Regions from separate parts of the Homo sapiens genome. Here region 2 is linked to region 1. A link is an interaction called in ENCODE POLR2A ChIA-PET data of the cell type or tissue named here. Cell type or tissue: PC-3. All regions are shown on one strand. Each heading gives the region's core, and the rest is flanking DNA. Links, peaks and the distances in the headings are about the cores only. Region 1 has its middle 36 kb from the start of CCN1. Region 2 overlaps DDAH1 (dimethylarginine dimethylaminohydrolase 1).

The links. Peaks named below come from ENCODE experiments on the same cell type or tissue, not always from the same donor. Only the 100,000 strongest peaks of a DNase experiment are listed, where the experiment ranks them.
Region 2: POLR2A ChIA-PET joins it to region 1 with 5 read pairs; 3 of 35 experiments call an interaction of 5 or more read pairs at or near these places.

What each region holds. Positions count from the first base shown.
Region 1 is chr1:85,540,496-85,548,838 of GRCh38, reverse strand. It overlaps a transcript of DDAH1 not described here. Among named protein-coding and RNA genes, the nearest start is that of CCN1, 36 kb to the left of the region's middle. In PC-3, for the core only: no CTCF peak of the experiment used is centred there; a DNase peak (open chromatin) is centred at 4,048; H3K4me3 peaks cover 1,331 bases; H3K27ac peaks cover 2,221 bases.
Region 2 is chr1:85,357,180-85,365,522 of GRCh38, reverse strand. It overlaps DDAH1 (dimethylarginine dimethylaminohydrolase 1), which reads left to right. Exons shown (of 6, transcript NM_012137.4): 2 at 6,676-6,775. Among named protein-coding and RNA genes, the nearest start is that of BCL10, 85 kb to the right of the region's middle. In PC-3, for the core only: no CTCF peak of the experiment used is centred there; DNase peaks (open chromatin) are centred at 4,152 and 5,212; H3K4me3 peaks cover 607 bases; H3K27ac peaks cover 3,963 bases.

The DNA.
Region 1 (8,343 bases), core at 220-8,219:
TATGTGAATGTAATTATGAATCTCCAAAAGAGGATATTCACTTTTGTGTATGGTGGCTCTTTTAGTTTATGGTGTTCCTCAAACTTCTGTGAAGCATCTCTTAAGACCAGAATTCTGCAGAATCCATTTTGGGAAATGCAAATCTAAATTATAGAATGATAGAATTTCTGGCTTGGAGCTATTCCTAGGGATCAACCAGTTGAATCCCTTACTTCTGAGCACCTGGCTTGCTGAAAGTCAAAGTGAATTATTCTGAAGCTACTCTTTATCTATAGTTTGTGTTGTTATTAACCCTTGCAGATATGAGATTCTTCTTTAAACATAAAATTTTATGGATAAACATCCACCCCTTACACATGTGTACATGGATGAAAATAGGTAAAATGTTTTACACTGGTTAATTAAAAAGTGACCTAATGCTGGGTAATTATAGTACAAGCTTTGGAGTCAGATGCCAGCTCCATTATTTATACCAGTAAAACTAAAGGGTGAGTTAGTTAAACTCTTCAAATATCAGTTTCTTATCTCTGAAATGTGGATGACAATTATACCTACCTCCTGGGTGCTAATGAGAGTTAAACAAAATGATCTCTGTAAATGTTCAATAATGTTAGCCACTGTTTTTATTGCTTGATTAAAATATACATAATGAACAAAAGTTACAACAAAATTCATAATGCTTTTAAAGAATTTGTATTTTATTAAGTCAAATTAAATATATTTTGCCACATGGATTTGAAAAAAGGTATTGCATATAAGTGTAAGACATTATTCATTCTACAGTGTTTGGTATGCAAATCAATTTGCAGATCCTTAGCAATAACAGCTATATTTGGGGTTTACAGACTATAGGTTAAGAACGAATGGCCTGTGTCAACTTATTTTATCTACAAATAGACTGTCTATTTTTAAAACATTCACTTCAGGAGAGAACCCTCAGCTTTCTTTGTTCTGTTATTCCTGTGTTTAAACTCCTTTGCAGTTAATTTTTTATAGATCTCTTGGGACATGTTCAAAATCCATTTCCTCTGGTCTTGTCTTCTGCAGACCTGGATGGCCAGTCAGCATCTTCCTCACAGGAATATTTTATTCAGAGTAAAAGCTCTTCTTAAAGAAACCTCTCTATCAATCAATTGCTGTCAATCACTCTTGTGCCCAGTATTTGAGTAGACATCTTTAGATAGACAGAAGTGTTAAACCACTTTTGTCACTTCGAGGAACTTATAATGTAGTTGATGGAATGCAGTCATAGAGAGTATTCAAATGCTATCCTGACAGTACTGGTTGAAAATGTGCTTGATGTTCGGCAAAGGACAAAATCAATGTGGGAGAGTATTTGTGAAGCCCTGTGAAGGCAAAAGCATGTTTAGTGCAAAAACACTGAATAAGGAATCAGGACTAAGGTTCTAATTTACATTTCCAGACTTTGAAACAAACTCACTGTGTGACCCTGGGATAGTCTCAACTTCTCTAGATCTTAGTTTTCATATCTGTAAAATGGATGATTGAATTAGGTTCTGCCTGGTGCCAACCTCTGGTAGAAAACCTTTATCTACAATGTGCATTCTCATGTTGAATGCTTACACAGCCCTCTGACGTAGGTACTATTAGTAGCCCCATTTTTGAAATGAGGACATTGAGGCTCAGTGAAGTTGCTAACCTGCTAACACATAGCCAGTGAGTGGTGGTTCCAGTACTCCTACCAGGGTGTTCTCCACTCCGGCCTCTTTCACTCTTAACCACAAGGCCAAATTTCTCCTCTGAGAGGATGGGAAAAAGGTTTGAGCTGGACTTTTTGAGATGGATGAGGGCAGAGATTGAGTTACACTGTGGGTCTAACTCAATCCCCAGAGTACAGGGTAATTTATAGTGCAGCTCCCTCCCTGAATCCCAGAAAGCCTATAATATGAAGTTATTTCTATCCCCAAACACCAGTATCATTATAGAGATCAGCTGAACATGAGGTTAGTTTATTGCTTATTCATTAACATTTTCTTCTTTGTTTATTTATTTCTTCTTTTTTTAATCCTTCAGTAGTTTTTTTAGTTGCTTTTTTCTAAGTTCTCCTTAATTTCTCAAATAAAGCTCTGCCTATTGTCATGTATACAGAAAGACCATTTTCTCCCCACCTCTTACAAATCATAAGCCTATAAGTAATTACCAGTTTAATATCATATTTAGATTTTTAATAAAAGAGTGACTGTATTTACTTCCATTTGCTTCTGTTCTAGTAAGGATTTAGAGCTCTTCTGTATGTGACTTTTATCTCTAGTTAGTGTTGTTTGCCTTCTGTTCTTGCATGATCTGCCTTGAATCTGACAGTTTAGAGATGGAGGAGCCAACAATAATGTCTTAGTTCATTTTGTGCTGCTGTAACACCACCACAAGCTGGGGAATTTATAATGAACAGAAATTTACTAGCTCACAGTTCTGAAGGCTGAGAATTTCAATATCAATACCGAAGTCACATCTGGCCAGTGACTTTTTGCTGTATCATCCCATGGTAGAAGGTGAGAGGGCTAGAGAGACAAAAGGAGGCCATGCTTGTCCTTTTATAAGGAACCCACTCCCAAGATAACTCCTGAGAAAACGGCATTAATCCATTCATGAGGGCAGAGTTGCCATGGCCTAATCACCTCTTAAAGGTCCCACTTCTTAATACTTCTGCAATGGCAATTAAGTTTCCAACGCATGTTTTTTTTTTTTTGGAGACACATTCAAATCATAGCAAATAGTAGTCATAAACTTGTACTCAGCATTTACTTTGTTTTAGATATTATTCAAGGTGTGTTATGTTCAATCTTCACAACCACCGCAGAAGTTTGGGACTATTGTTGCTCCCATTTTACGAGCAGGAACATTGATACAAATAAGAAAGTTGACATGCCAGTGCTTTATCCAAAGTCACATAGTCATTTGGCAGAATCCAAGTCAAACTCAGGGAGTTTGGCACCAAAACCTACACACTTGAGGTTAGACTTTTGCCTCCTCAGAAGGAAAGAAGTAGGCAATACATGGGAAGATCAGTTTCTTCTTCTCCCCCCTCCTCCCTCTGCATCTCCTCCTCCTCCCACCTTCTCCACCATTTCTGCCTCTTCTTCTCCTTTAGAACGAACTAATTTAAATGGAATTTATTTGGCTAACACAAGAAGATTAATTATTTGGGCTAGGAGAAAATTAGGAGGAGGGGAAGGAAATTAAGAAAGGGAACATTTTGGATATATATTTGCCTCTCATATACACCTCTTTCCAAATGCAGAGCTGTTTCCTGAACAGTTTTCCTAGTGAAAGAGGTCATTCACAGCTAGAGAAAGCAGGCCCCACTGCTGCCAGGATGGGCCTGCCACTGCAATTGCAAAATTAATAGCTTATTGCCATTTCTATCATGTTTTAATAGTTGAAAGAATAAGAATTGATCCTTATCTTTAAAAAAGCGAGAAGGGCTTCAGGAAATTACTCCCTTCATCTTATCACCTCTGCTGTGCCTTATTGTCATGATACAATCATGTGTCTGATATTTTCTTTTCCTCTGCTAATAGCAGGGCTTTAAATTATTAAAGGAGAAGAATGTTGACCCTCTGCTTTGCTGCTTCTCCCTCTGTGCTTTGAGAGTTGGTTGACTCTTTCAGCTTCTTTCCCTCTGCCTTAGAAAGGCTCATTTTCTGTTGGGAGTCACGTCCTGGCTCTGCTTCATGCCTGTGAGTATGGAGGGCAGAGTTTGGGTTGCTGAATGAAGCTGAGGAATGTCTGAGAGGCAGGGCAAGGGGGTTGTTGACTTTGCTCAAAATATTTCTTGAAAATATCTCATATAATGTTAGATTTTGCAGCTCCCCTAGCTCTTCTCCAACCCCCCACTTTTAAATAAACATGTTGAGTTATAACTGTGTACAGAAGGAGTTAGAAAATGAACCCCACTGTTGCTATCTTCACAGGCATCTGTGCGGGTGTGACAGGGTGAATAGGCCCTTTGGGAATTTTAAGGGGACTCCTCTAGAGCCAAATTCCTCAACCAGGGCAAACTTCCATCAGCTGTGTAAATAGTGTGGCAATGTGTGGAGGCCACGAGCAGTTTCCTGATAGTCAGCTACTGTGCCCAGGTAGTTAAAAGGAGTCGTGTTCCATCCTGAGGCTTGCAGGATGTGAGTTGGGTCTTATAGTCTCTGATGAGTGGGTGGGTAGAAATTTCCTCTCCACTTTATTTAGTACTGGGGAAGTCAGTCTGATTAAGATAGGTAGGGCTGGCTGGATGAAACCACACCTAAGAGAAGCCTTCTGGGTGTCTGAGTGAAGAGAAAAACTGTGACTGTAAACTGAGGACAGAGTTAGGCATTCACTGGCAGGCATTCTTCCCAGCTCAAGAAATTCCTGGGGATGGGAATAGACATTGTGCTCTGGGAGTTTTTATTTAGCTGTTCTTTAAAATGTAGAGTTAAATGCAATTCAATTCATGTATCTAGTGCCTTTAACTATTCCCCAAAACATCTGAAAGAATTTGGAAACCCTGGAAAGGCTTCCTGTCTGTCAAGCAATGCCACGTGCATGTGCCTAGTTTTTTGCAGCTGCATTAACCTCAGCTCTTCCCTGTACAGAGATCTGGATGCTTGCCCCAGCTCCTGAATCTAAAGTTGTTTTGTTTTTCATTTGCTTATTCTACAGTGTTCATCATTCTGACATCCAATTTGTTTGTTTAGCTTAAATGAATAAGGATAGAGACAAAACAACTAGGTACAGGCAGTTTTCTATGTACATCAGTGCATAATGCATTCTTGAAAATATGAACAAACCTGCAAGAACCAAATAATTGTAAATGGAGTTCTAGTACCAATGAACCAAAAATACTATAAAATCCCTAAATACATCATGTTTTTAGAGGTAGTCTTTAATCATGTATTTCCAGCATTGTCTTTGTTCTTTAATGCTTTCCTTTCACCACTAGACCCATGAAATACTGGCTGACATCCAACCATCATCCAATTGAAGCAAAAGTTTATCTGCTTTTGGCTTGCCCGCTGTTTTCCATGTTCATCTTAATTGTGTTAAGTTTATGAAACTAACCCTTCTCATCAACAGTATCAGAATTTATTTTCAGCCCCACTTTTATAGATGTATATGGATAAAACCCATCAAATTATTCTAATAATTACTTAAACAAGTATTCTAGTACAAAGATGGTGCCATGCTGCCCAGACAGAATAGCTATGCCTGCCATTGTCCAGTTTTATCATGACCAATTTAAGTGCTTGTGTTTCTCCTTTCTTTAAGTGTTCTCCTTTCTTTAACCTGTCTAAACCATTGCGGAAATTACCAGATATCAAAATTGCATGCTGCTGTGGAAATGTTTCCTTGAAGTGATCAACTTTTGTCATTGGTCCAGAGCCACAGGAATTGATGGAAAACAGGGTTGGAGGCAGTTGCTTGTTTCCTGTGTTCACTGTGAGCAAGTCTGCCTCTTACCAGTCTAGGTGAAGCCTACCACCCGGCTGGATCCCAGCATTCTCCGTGCATGTTGTACAGCAGTTGTTGTTCTCTTCAAAACAACAAAATGTTTGAAATTTTAAAAATTTCAATGTGTTGAACATGTATATAGATAGTTGTGACTGAGAATTTAACTAACAGTAATTCTTGAGATGAGAGAGGAAATAGAAACCAATGGAAGGGTTGAATCATTTTTGTCTTTTGTTATACCTCCTGGCTCCTTGTGAACATAACCTGGGGATACATAATATTGGACTTCATCTGCATGTTAATATCATATAAAAAAAGATCTGAGAAGCAGTATAGTAGAATCATTAAAAGCATTGACTTTGAAGGAAAACAGACTTTGGATTCCACTTTCTGGCTATGTGATCTTGGGCGAGTTACTTCACCTTACTGAACCTCAGTCTCCTCCTTCATGAAACTGAGATAATGATGTCCATCTCTGCACGTCATTATAAAAAGGAAACATAATATTGTACAAATTTTTGTGAAATCGCCCAGTGTTAGCCAACCAACATAGGTTTGTTTCAAAGATTTCCTTGATGTGGTTTAAAAACCTGTGTTTCTTTGACATTATGGGCCAATAACAATACTAACCATAGTGGAAAGAGAATGGAAAATGACAGGAGGTCATATGTGTGAAAGTGTATTTGGGTTGGACAAGGTGGATCTGAATATTGGTGCCATCACTTTCTCCCTGTTTGTGGGTAGCTTTTTATAAACCAATACATAGGTTAAGGGTCTGAATAGACAGAAGGCTCTTCCCTTAAAAAGACTGGAAAACCTTCCAAGTAGCTCTTGAACCCTCACATTTTATCACCATTTATGGTGTTGGGAAATTTTTAGAAATTGAGATATGAGGTGATACAAACCTCGTTTTCTTGTGACAGAAATTCCTAGCCAGATATCTGGAAATAGGAGAAGTTGGAGAAGAGGTTTGAGGGGCTAGAGAATACTGATTTCCTTAGAATCTGATCAGTAACAGGCTGAGGAAACATTTTAAAATCACATAGATTCTATGCATGTCTGAGCTGCCGCCTTTCAGGAATATTCACTCTTGGTGTCTTTTCAAAGATCATGACACAACAGCAGTTTGTCAGACTCTTCTATGAATGGCCCCATACTTGAAAACACCAGCTTCTTATAGGCATTCCCATGTTGTATTATAGACAGTGTTCAGGCCCTGAAGTAAGAAAATCTGGATTAAAATCCAACCTCTGCCATTTATTAGCTATATGACCTTAGGTGAAAGGATTTTTCAATAATTCTCAGCCTCAGTTTATTCATTTGCAAAGTTTACATATTAATATCCACATCAAGAAGTTGTTTTGAGGACTAAATGAGAAAACATATGTTTTAGTCCATTCAGGCTGCTATAACAAAAATATCATAGACTGAGTGCTATCAACAACATACATTTATTTCTCACAGTCCTGAAAGCTGGGAAGTCCAAGATCAAGATGCCAGAAGATTCAATATGTGGTGATACCCTGCTTCCTGGTTCATAGATGGCCATCTTCTCACTTTGTCCTTGCGTGGCTGAAGAAGCAAAGGAGCTCTCTGAGGTCTCTTTTACCAGGACCCTAATCTGATTTATGAGGGCTCCAACTTCATGATCTAATCATCTCCCAAAGGTCCCACCTCCATATACCATCACATTGGGAATTAGGTTTCTACAAATGAATTCTACGGGGACACAATATTCAGTCTGTAGCAAAGTGTTTAAAAATTTCTGTGAACTCTACCACCCAAATGAAGGGTTTTAGTGATAGATCACCACAGGATTTTGCTATAACCTATAAAACATAAACAAACACATGAACAAGCAAAAACCCAACACAGCATCATTTACTAATGTCTGAAGTTGCAATACCTGAGAAGTACTTTTTTAAAAAAATAACAGTTTCCTATGAAATACTAGGGCCAGGGCCAAGACATATTTAGGGTTCCAGCAACTCCTTCTCTTCCAGGCAGTAGCAAGAACAAAATGACAAAACAATTTCCATTTTAGCACACAGGACATTTCCTCCATTTGTTGTTTCGAAGGATTTTATATTTTTTAAAGCAAGGTGTGCTTAGCCTAAGTGCTTACAGAGAACCTTCAAATAAGTTTTGGTTCTAAAGAAATATAAAGGCTATCACTTAGAAAAGTGCTACTATGCAGGCCCATCAGTTGTGACTGGATCATGGCAGGAGAATGAACGTCTCTTGAAACACGACATCTCAATTCTTGGCTGAATAGTGGTGACATGCTTGGTGACGTGACAATAACTGGTATTCATTTGGTCATAATGAATAATAGAGAAAAACCATTCAATGTGTTCTGATTAGTCATCCAAATGATAGATATAGATACAGATATAGATATAGATATACATTTTTTTTTTTTTTTTTTTTTTTAGATACTGAGTCTCGCTCTTTCACCCAGGCTGGAGTGCAGTAGCACGATCTTGGCTCACTGCAACCTCTGCCTCCCAGGCTTAAGCAATTCTCCTGCCTCAGCCTCCCAAGTAGCTGGGATTACAGGCATGCACCACCACGCCCAGCTAATTTCTGTATTTTTTTAGTAGAGACAGGGCTTCACCATGTTGGCCAGGCTGGTCTTGAACTCCTGACCTCAAGTGATCCACCCACCTCAGCCTCCCAAAGTGCTGGGATTACAGGCGTGAGTCACTGCACCTGGCCAAATGATAAATATTTTTAAAGAGCCGGTTACATGCAAGAAGTTGCTGGGCTTTATGGTGGGGATAGGAGGAAAGCATTGGAGGTAGTTGTACAAAGATGTGTGAATTATAGTCTAGGTCTTGAAGAAGCATACTCTAATGGAGAGAAAGCGTATACGTAACCCTAGCACAAGATACAAAG
Region 2 (8,343 bases), core at 98-8,097, 180 kb after region 1:
TACTCTGATGAGAAAGTAGTGGCTCCCAAAATTTATTAGCCTTAGTTTGTGTATGCTTAGAAAAGCAAAATTTAGACTGTTTAGAAACCAAATGCAAGTTCAGACTGCTGCAATTTGTAGCCTCTATCCTTCCATTTCTCCAGAATGTCTGAGTCCACATTTTTGTTCAATAAATAAATAATAGTGAACATAATCTGTTTTGGAGAGTACTGTAGCTCCTCACAGTCACTCGATTTCATTGTAGATACCTAAATTTGTTGGTTAGTAACAATATTGTGTAGGAAAGAATAACACAAACTTAAGAGCAAAGCTAAGTTGAAATCTCAGCTCTCTGCTTACTTGCTATGAGACTTTGATCAAATTTACTTACTCTGCCCCAGTTTTCTCATCTGTAAAACAAATCATTCTTGTACTTGCTTCATCAGGTTGTAAAAGTTAAATAAGGTTAATATGAGTTCATAGTAGAGTGCCTGGCACATAGGAAGACTATATAAATGTTTGCTGTTACCATTGCTAACTAAATTCCTTCTGAGAGCTTTGTCCTAAAATTAGAATATAGAAGAGGATCCCAATATGTTTTTATTTAGAAATTTTTAAGACCGGATCATTGAGTACACAAAATGTCTGTTCGATCCCTTTTTGTTGGTAGTTTTGGCTAGTTTTAGTAGTCAACACATACAGCCAGGCATGGTGGCTCATGCCTGTAATCCCAGCACTTTGGGAGGCTGAGACAGGCGGAACACCTAAGGTCAGGAGTTCGAGACCAGCCTGGCCAACAGGGTGAAACCCCGTCTCTACTAAAAATACAAAATTAGCCGGGTGTGGTGGCACAAGCCTGTAATCCAAGCTATTCGGGAGGCTGAGGCAGAATTGCTTGAACCTGGGAGGCGAAGGTTGCAGTGAGCCAAAATCATGCCATTGCACTCCAGCCTGGGCAAAAAGAGTGAAACTCTGTCTCAAAAAAAAAAAAGAAAGTAATCAGCACATATGGACAAATTTAGGAATGAACCACTGAACAAACCTAAGGCATCTCCAAATCAAAGGGTAGTAATGAATATGCAGGTTTTTCTTGGTGAAACAGGTTGGTGTGGTTTATATATTCTGTTCATATTACTTAGTGTTCTTAATCACTCTATAACTTAACATCCTAAGGCCCTAATATACAGAAATTTCATTTATCTCTGATATGAAGAGATCATGGAATACAAAGTCACCTTGGCACAGGATCTTACAATATCCAGTGGACTTAAATGTACAGAATTGGAAGGCAGAAGGCATGGGCTCCAATTCTGATGTGGGCTGCACTCTATGATGAGACCTCAGGAGAATCTTAATCATACAGTGAAGTGAAAATGAGGATGGGCTCCGGAGGCTTGACTCGGCAAGTCAGTCAACCTCCCTTAGCCTCAGTTTACTCATATATAAAATGGGTATACTAATATCTACCCTTTCTTCTTTTTGGAGTTATTGTGAGCATCACAACAAATATTCCATTTTATTGTCACTATATATTCAGAAGGTGTATCTGTTCCACTAGATTAATTTCACAGAGGCAAGCAAGGGCTGTGGCTTAAAAAAAAGAATTGTAGCCTGATTTGAAAAAAAAAAAAAAAAAAGTTGACATCCACCAAATATTTGTTGAACTGAGATGTTATTCACATGACAAAATATGTGTGAAAATGTGATACAACATTAAGCAATGTCATAAAATCAGCCAAGTGTACTAGCAAGTGGCCACAGTGACCAAAGATGTGCTGATTAACAAAGAAGTTTAAAGTAGCATAAAGAAATAAAATGTGGTCTTTTGAATATGACCTCAGACAATATAGTGATTTTGATGCATCAGCAAGTTCCAAGCCATCTGTGCCTTGATGTGCCAAGACAGCTTCTTGAACAGCTTCCTCAGCATTATCTACATGTCACACTCAACATTAAAAGGCAAAACAAAATCAGCAAAAAGTTGGGAGATGAAACCATCTCACTACCAACAAAGCTATGTTGCTACTGTTCAACTCTCTGGAGCTAGACAAGTGTAGGGGTAGAATGATTCTATAATTTTAAAGCTCCTGTAATGTGATGAGTTACAAAGAAACCAGGACAACTTAAGCAGGCATTGAAAACATAGTGGTGACATTGGTGATAGCACAGCTTCTAGCACATGGCAGAACTGTGGTTGACTGAGACATGTCAGCCACAGACAGGCCAACTTTGAGGGCCACATTTATTTCATAGTATCTAGCAGCAGAAACAGCTGAAGGAAAGCAGCTTGGCTAACAGATTGGTGCATATTCTTTAAGGAGCCATAGCTCAGAACTGTTCACCAGGCCCCACAAGCACATTCACAACATTTAGAACGAAGATGTGAAACATTCAAAAGGGGCATTACTGAAAATAAACAGCAAAAGTCAATTTTGGAAAGGGTCAACTGGAAAATATTGCCCTGAAATAAAGAGTATTAAACTAACAGTGCTATAACAAGTTATTATGAATATAGCTTCCTAGTAAAACTATATAAGGCTTTATTTTTGTTTTGTTTTATATTAGGGAGAGTTTTGGGTTTTTTGGGAGTTCTTTTAGTATTTTAGGTTTGAGGGAGATTTTGCAAGAACAAAAGGAAAACTGAACTTAAAAGATGTTTTATTTAATACAGAAAATTGTATTTTTTATCTTTTACTTGTTTTTGAAAGGTAGCCAAAATCCAAACAAAGGACTGAGTTAATTTAGGGCAAAATAATAATATCATCAACTACTAGTTTTGAGCACAATATGCCAGGCACTGAGCTAGGTGTTTTACATGTATTATCTTATTTGTTACTCACATAATCCCTGTTAGAGAGAAAGCACTATTCCCATTTGCAGGTCAAGAAACTGAGACTCAGAGAGGTGAATTTATCCAAGTCACATTGCTAATAAGTGATAAAGACTTTATTCTAATCCCTGGTTCTTGCCACTCACCATGAAGGTCTAAAGGGAGTGAAAAGAGAAGACAGGATAATCATGAAAACATGATAGGATGGAAATGAGAGCCGTAAAAGAAGGAAAGAAGAGAGTAGAAAAGGGAAGGGTAAGGAAGGAGACCAGGCATTGAGAAAGAGAAAGAATTCTTTAGACTGATTGGGTCCCTTAGAGTGGTAATATTCTCAGTGACCATGATCATTCCATATCATCTTAGCTGATGCTCTTTTGAGTCCTGTGGAACATCTTACCAGACAGGCCCACTTCCCACCTTATGTAGTACTTTCCAAGGGCTATTTCAAAGCAGAGGTTACACAAGAAATTTGCCACATGTCTTGACAGCTTCCAGGAGCTGGAAGGAAATCAGATTTGGATTATCTAAATTTAAATTTAAATGTATCCTCAATGTATGTTCTCTAACTGTATACTGGCTTTGCAAAAAAAAAATCTATAATTTTAATTCACAGGAAAGCAGATGGGATCTGTCATGGAGGGATAAAACACAAGAAACATGTCCAAATATAAGAAAAAACAACAGTTGTTTTCTTGTGCACTAATTTTATAGTACAAGTATCTGTCACTGTGTATACACAAGCTGTTATTCATAAAAAATACAATATTTATTCAGCAAATACTGTGTGACTTGTATGTATTTAATGACCAGAAGGAGCCTAAAAAGTTGATACTATAATGAATAAATACCCACTTTAAAGGTGAGAAAACTGAGGCTCAGAATACTAAATAACCTGAGGACACTGGCTAATAAGTAGCAGAACTGGAAGCAGCAGAGGTGATCTGCAGCAGCTGTGACCAGAGAAGAAATCTATGCTGTGATAAATAGTATGAGGAGAAAAATGGGGCAAAAAATGCAAGTATAACATTGTTTTAAAATGAAATGCAAAGTGCATGTAGCATGAAAAGGGAGGGAAGAAAGGTCTTGTAAATCTTTTGAGTAAAGAATGAAAATTACTGTATATACTTTATACTCTAAGGCTTAAATTAAGTAGGTTGTTTTTCTAATTTTCCCTTTTTATTTCTAATTTTGTGGGCTAAAATGACCCATTCAGCTCAGCCGTTGGAATTAATACTGTTTGTCCTGATGGTTTCTCTGAGTAATGCTAAGTTCCACACTGCAGGGTTACTGTCTCAATGAAAGGTGGGTGTGTTATTTGGTCATTTTTTTTCCTCTTGGAAGTTAATAAAGTCAACATTAACCATGGCCATGTAACCACAGAATGGGCAGTTTCTTAAAGGCTCATGGTTTGGATCTTTTCCTGCAAAAACTCCCACTTCTATAGTTATATTTAGTGTTCTAACTGCCTGAATAGCTGGCTTGCTATGGACCCATGTGTCAGGCCTGTTTGCAGCTGAGTTTGTCTGCTTCAACGGAACCTCAATGCCAAGAGTGTGTGGTTCCCAATGGACAGCCTGCCGAGTTCAGCCTCTCATTTCTTCTCCAGAAATCTCCCTCAGTTTAGCATTGCCGATTTGATGCCATATGGCCCTGCAGTTCTCAAAACTGTTTACTTGATATTTACAATTTTTTAAAAATCTTGTCCATGTGCTTAACTCTGAAAGTAATGTAGTATCATCAACATGTGTGGTATGGACCTATCCTGATGACTGTTTGTATAGATGTGATTGAATTTTTTTAAGTACTGCCCCTGCACAAGAGCTAGTTTTTTTAATGTCAGTGCAGCTGTTTTAACTTGAAAAGAAAAGAAAAGCACAAACATTTTATCCTCTAAAACTTTTTAATTTTCAAAGACATAGGACATTTAAAGAGATGTAATGTTTCTGAAACTGGTATATAGTAGACTCCCTACTTCTATTCTCCTCTAACTTTTAAGAATTGAATACAGTTCCTGAGTTGAAATGTTGCATAGTTACATACAAACTTTTCAAACCAAAATTTATGTTATTGCTCAACTCCTCCTAATCTTTGAAATGTTAAGTTATAATAGAAGCAGTAGCATTAGTAATAGAAACAAAAAGTAACTGTATATCTGTTCTCATGATCTCTCCCTAAGCTCAGTGAATTTTCCATGGACAAAGAAGCAGAGATGTCAAAAGGAAACAGTTGTGTTTTCCTGGGTTCATAGTAGCCCAACAAGTCATGGTAAATATTGTGTTTGCTCCTTATTTTATGCTGTAGCAACAATTCCACTTCCTATTACATAGGAAAACCTATTCTGCTGTTAAAAGAGGTCACTGAATGTATTTACTACAACATTAAGACCATTTTGTCCATGGAAATATTTTTTATTGTTCTGAGTCACTCTGGTTTGTGGAATTTTTACATGAGTTCCAGGACAAGGATGAGATGATATATTTATTTTACTTTGTATCCTCTTTAAATGTTTTTTGAATGCATGAATGTCAGGCTTGTTGTCAAAGTATTTCCATATTTTTATTACTTTAGAAGTAACTCTGCTCTATTTGTGTCTCTTAAACTCTTCACTGACAATTCACACTGTGTACTCAGCATGTTGTATTTTTGGAAGAACTACCTGCTTTGCCCAGTGTGATGTGATCTCTTGTTCCCTTGTCCCCTATTCGAGTCATCTCATTGTATGTCTTTACTATCCTAAAGGTTTTGCAGACCTTTGAAAATATTTAAATTGTTTTGTTGAGCTACTGGAAGGACTTGAATTAAATTGTGAGCTTCAATTTGTTATGCTTCACATTCATTTCTTATATTAAAGTAAGCCTCAATAGAAGTGTTCCTTAATTCAACCCAGAATATCTCTGTGCTTTAGACATGCCCTGGAATCATACAAATTCCTGAAATTTATTTTCAAATATTCATTGGTTTGATTGTAATTGTTGAACTTGTTAATCACCTCTAAGGAACTAGGTTTTAAAAGATGGGTAATCATATTAACTGTTTGAATATAACTAACACAGTTTACATTTACAGAGAAGCAAAGGATGTTTTGACATTTTACAAAATATTTGAATAGAAAACAGTGATTGTCCTATGGGTTGAGATTTCAAATTACGAGTTATTGATATTCCTTCCATGTATTATACTGTGTGTGTGTGTGCAATTCTGACTAAATGACTGACATAAGATTTAAAATGGAATCTTGTATTTCCTGGCAAGGGTAGGATAATTGGGTGCTTTGCCTCCCACCTTCCTTTACTCATGTGCCCTAACTAGTCAGCCTCCAATAGTGTGCTAACTGGTCAGAATTGGGTGCCTTGCCTCCCACCTTCCTTTACTCATGTGCCCTAACTAGTCAGCCTCCAACAATGCCCTAACTGGTTAGCCTCCAATAGTGTGCTAACTGGTCAGACTCCAGCAATATCCTAACTAGTCAACCTCTAACAAATGCCCTAACTTGTCAGCCTCCAACAGTGGCCGAACTGGTCAGCTTCCAATGGTGCATTAACTGGTCGTACTCCAACAGTGTCTTAACTAGTCGGCCTCCAACAGTATTGTAACTACTCAGCTTTCTACAGAAAAAAATGACACTGTATTGACTCAATCTTACACTAGAAGGGAACAAAATAAACAATTTTTAACAGATCATTTCTTCTCTTACAAATGATCATGACTGGTCATACATTATATATTCACAAGGATGGGTGTGTATATGAGTGTGGATGTGTGTGGGTGTGTGCACGAGAGCTTGATTTAGTGTTTAGATGTTTTGGATGTTTTTTTCTTGTTAGGAAATTGTAGCATAGTAATCTGAATCATTTTATTTTCAACAGGTTGACATGATGAAAGAAGCATTAGAAAAACTTCAGCTCAATATAGTAGAGATGAAAGATGAAAATGCAACTTTAGATGGCGGAGATGTTTTATTCACAGGTATAGTTGTATTTATTTTTTCTATCCAAGAATATTTTTAATACTTGGCTTGTATTTACTTGTTTTATTATAGTTTTTTGTGTTTTTTTGTTTTTGTTTTTGAGACAGAGTCTCGCTGTCACCTAGGCCGGAGTGCAGTGGCGCCATCTTGGCTTGCTGCAACCTCCGCCTCCTGGGTTCAAGCGATTCTCCTGCCTCAGCCTCCTGAGTAGTTGGGATTACAGGTGTGTGCCACCATGCCCAGCTAATTTTTGTATTTCAGTAGAGATGGGATTTCACTATGTTGGCCAGGCTGGTCTCAAACTCCTGACCTCAGGTGATCTGCACACCTCGGCCTCCCAAAATACTGGGATTACTATCATAAGCCACCATGCCCAGCCTATTGTAGTAGTTTTAATTACCAAAGTAACAGATGCTAAATGGAGGGAAATTGGAAAATACAGGAAAACACAAGAAGGAAAAAAAATGACCTTCTATTCAAATATAATCACTTTAGTATTTAGTATATATGTCCTTTTAGTACTTCGTATATATACATTTGCATATTTTTACAAGAACATTATTGGTATGTACATCACCACTTTGTATCTTGCTTCTACTTTATTCTTCTACAGCATGAATTTATAAGTTGCATCGTTTTCCATTGTTACTGTATATCTGGTTTGTATTTAAAGGATTCATAATTCAAGATTAGTGTCATTTACAAATAACTTTCTTTCCAGATGGCAAGGTGGATTTAAATAATTTCTATGCAAATTGACTTGGCTTAATGCCAGATGGATAATAGCAGAACTCAACAAAATATGAACAGCTAATATTATTATTGATCTTACTGGAGTCAGTTTTTACAGTGTGTAATGTGGCTACTAAAGAAACAGTAATTTTAGCATTTAACCTTTTCAACTCATTTATCGTATAATTAGTGTTGTATAAAATCATGTGTAAAATCTGGGTCCCCAAATTCATTCTGGTTATACTGATGAGCAAGATAATCAATAGTAATTTTAATTTATAGTGAGAATTTATTTTCCCAGACATGTCAGAGAATACATTTCACCAATGTAGCCCTGACAGCAAAGGCTGGTCCTCAGGGACTTGGGAATGTGGCCCCAAGTGGCCCACTGAAAGCGTGAAGCTTCTTGGAAGTCTAATATTTTGGCTGATGTGAATTTTATATTGAATCTCATATATATGTATAGTCAAGATATAGCCATTTTTGTTTTAATATCAAAATAATGTTTTGCATTACTTACTTTGGACATAATTAATGTTCCTGAAGAAGGAATAGTGTTTATTCTGTGACATTTAAGCAGTTCTTTGCTAAGTGTCACATACTGTCGCTATGGGTGGGGCCACCACGTTGCCAGCTCTGGGGGCGCCATTCTTCTTAGGGATTGTGTGAATAGTATGCCCTGGAGTTGTGTACTGCACCTGTGCTGCCACTGTCTCATGCAGTGGTCCATCTCTGGGGTTTGGTTTGCATGCCCATTGAACCCTAAGAACACAGAACAAGGAGTCAAGAAGGCCTACGCTGCATTCTTATCTCTGGGTGTGCCCAAGCAGACTCA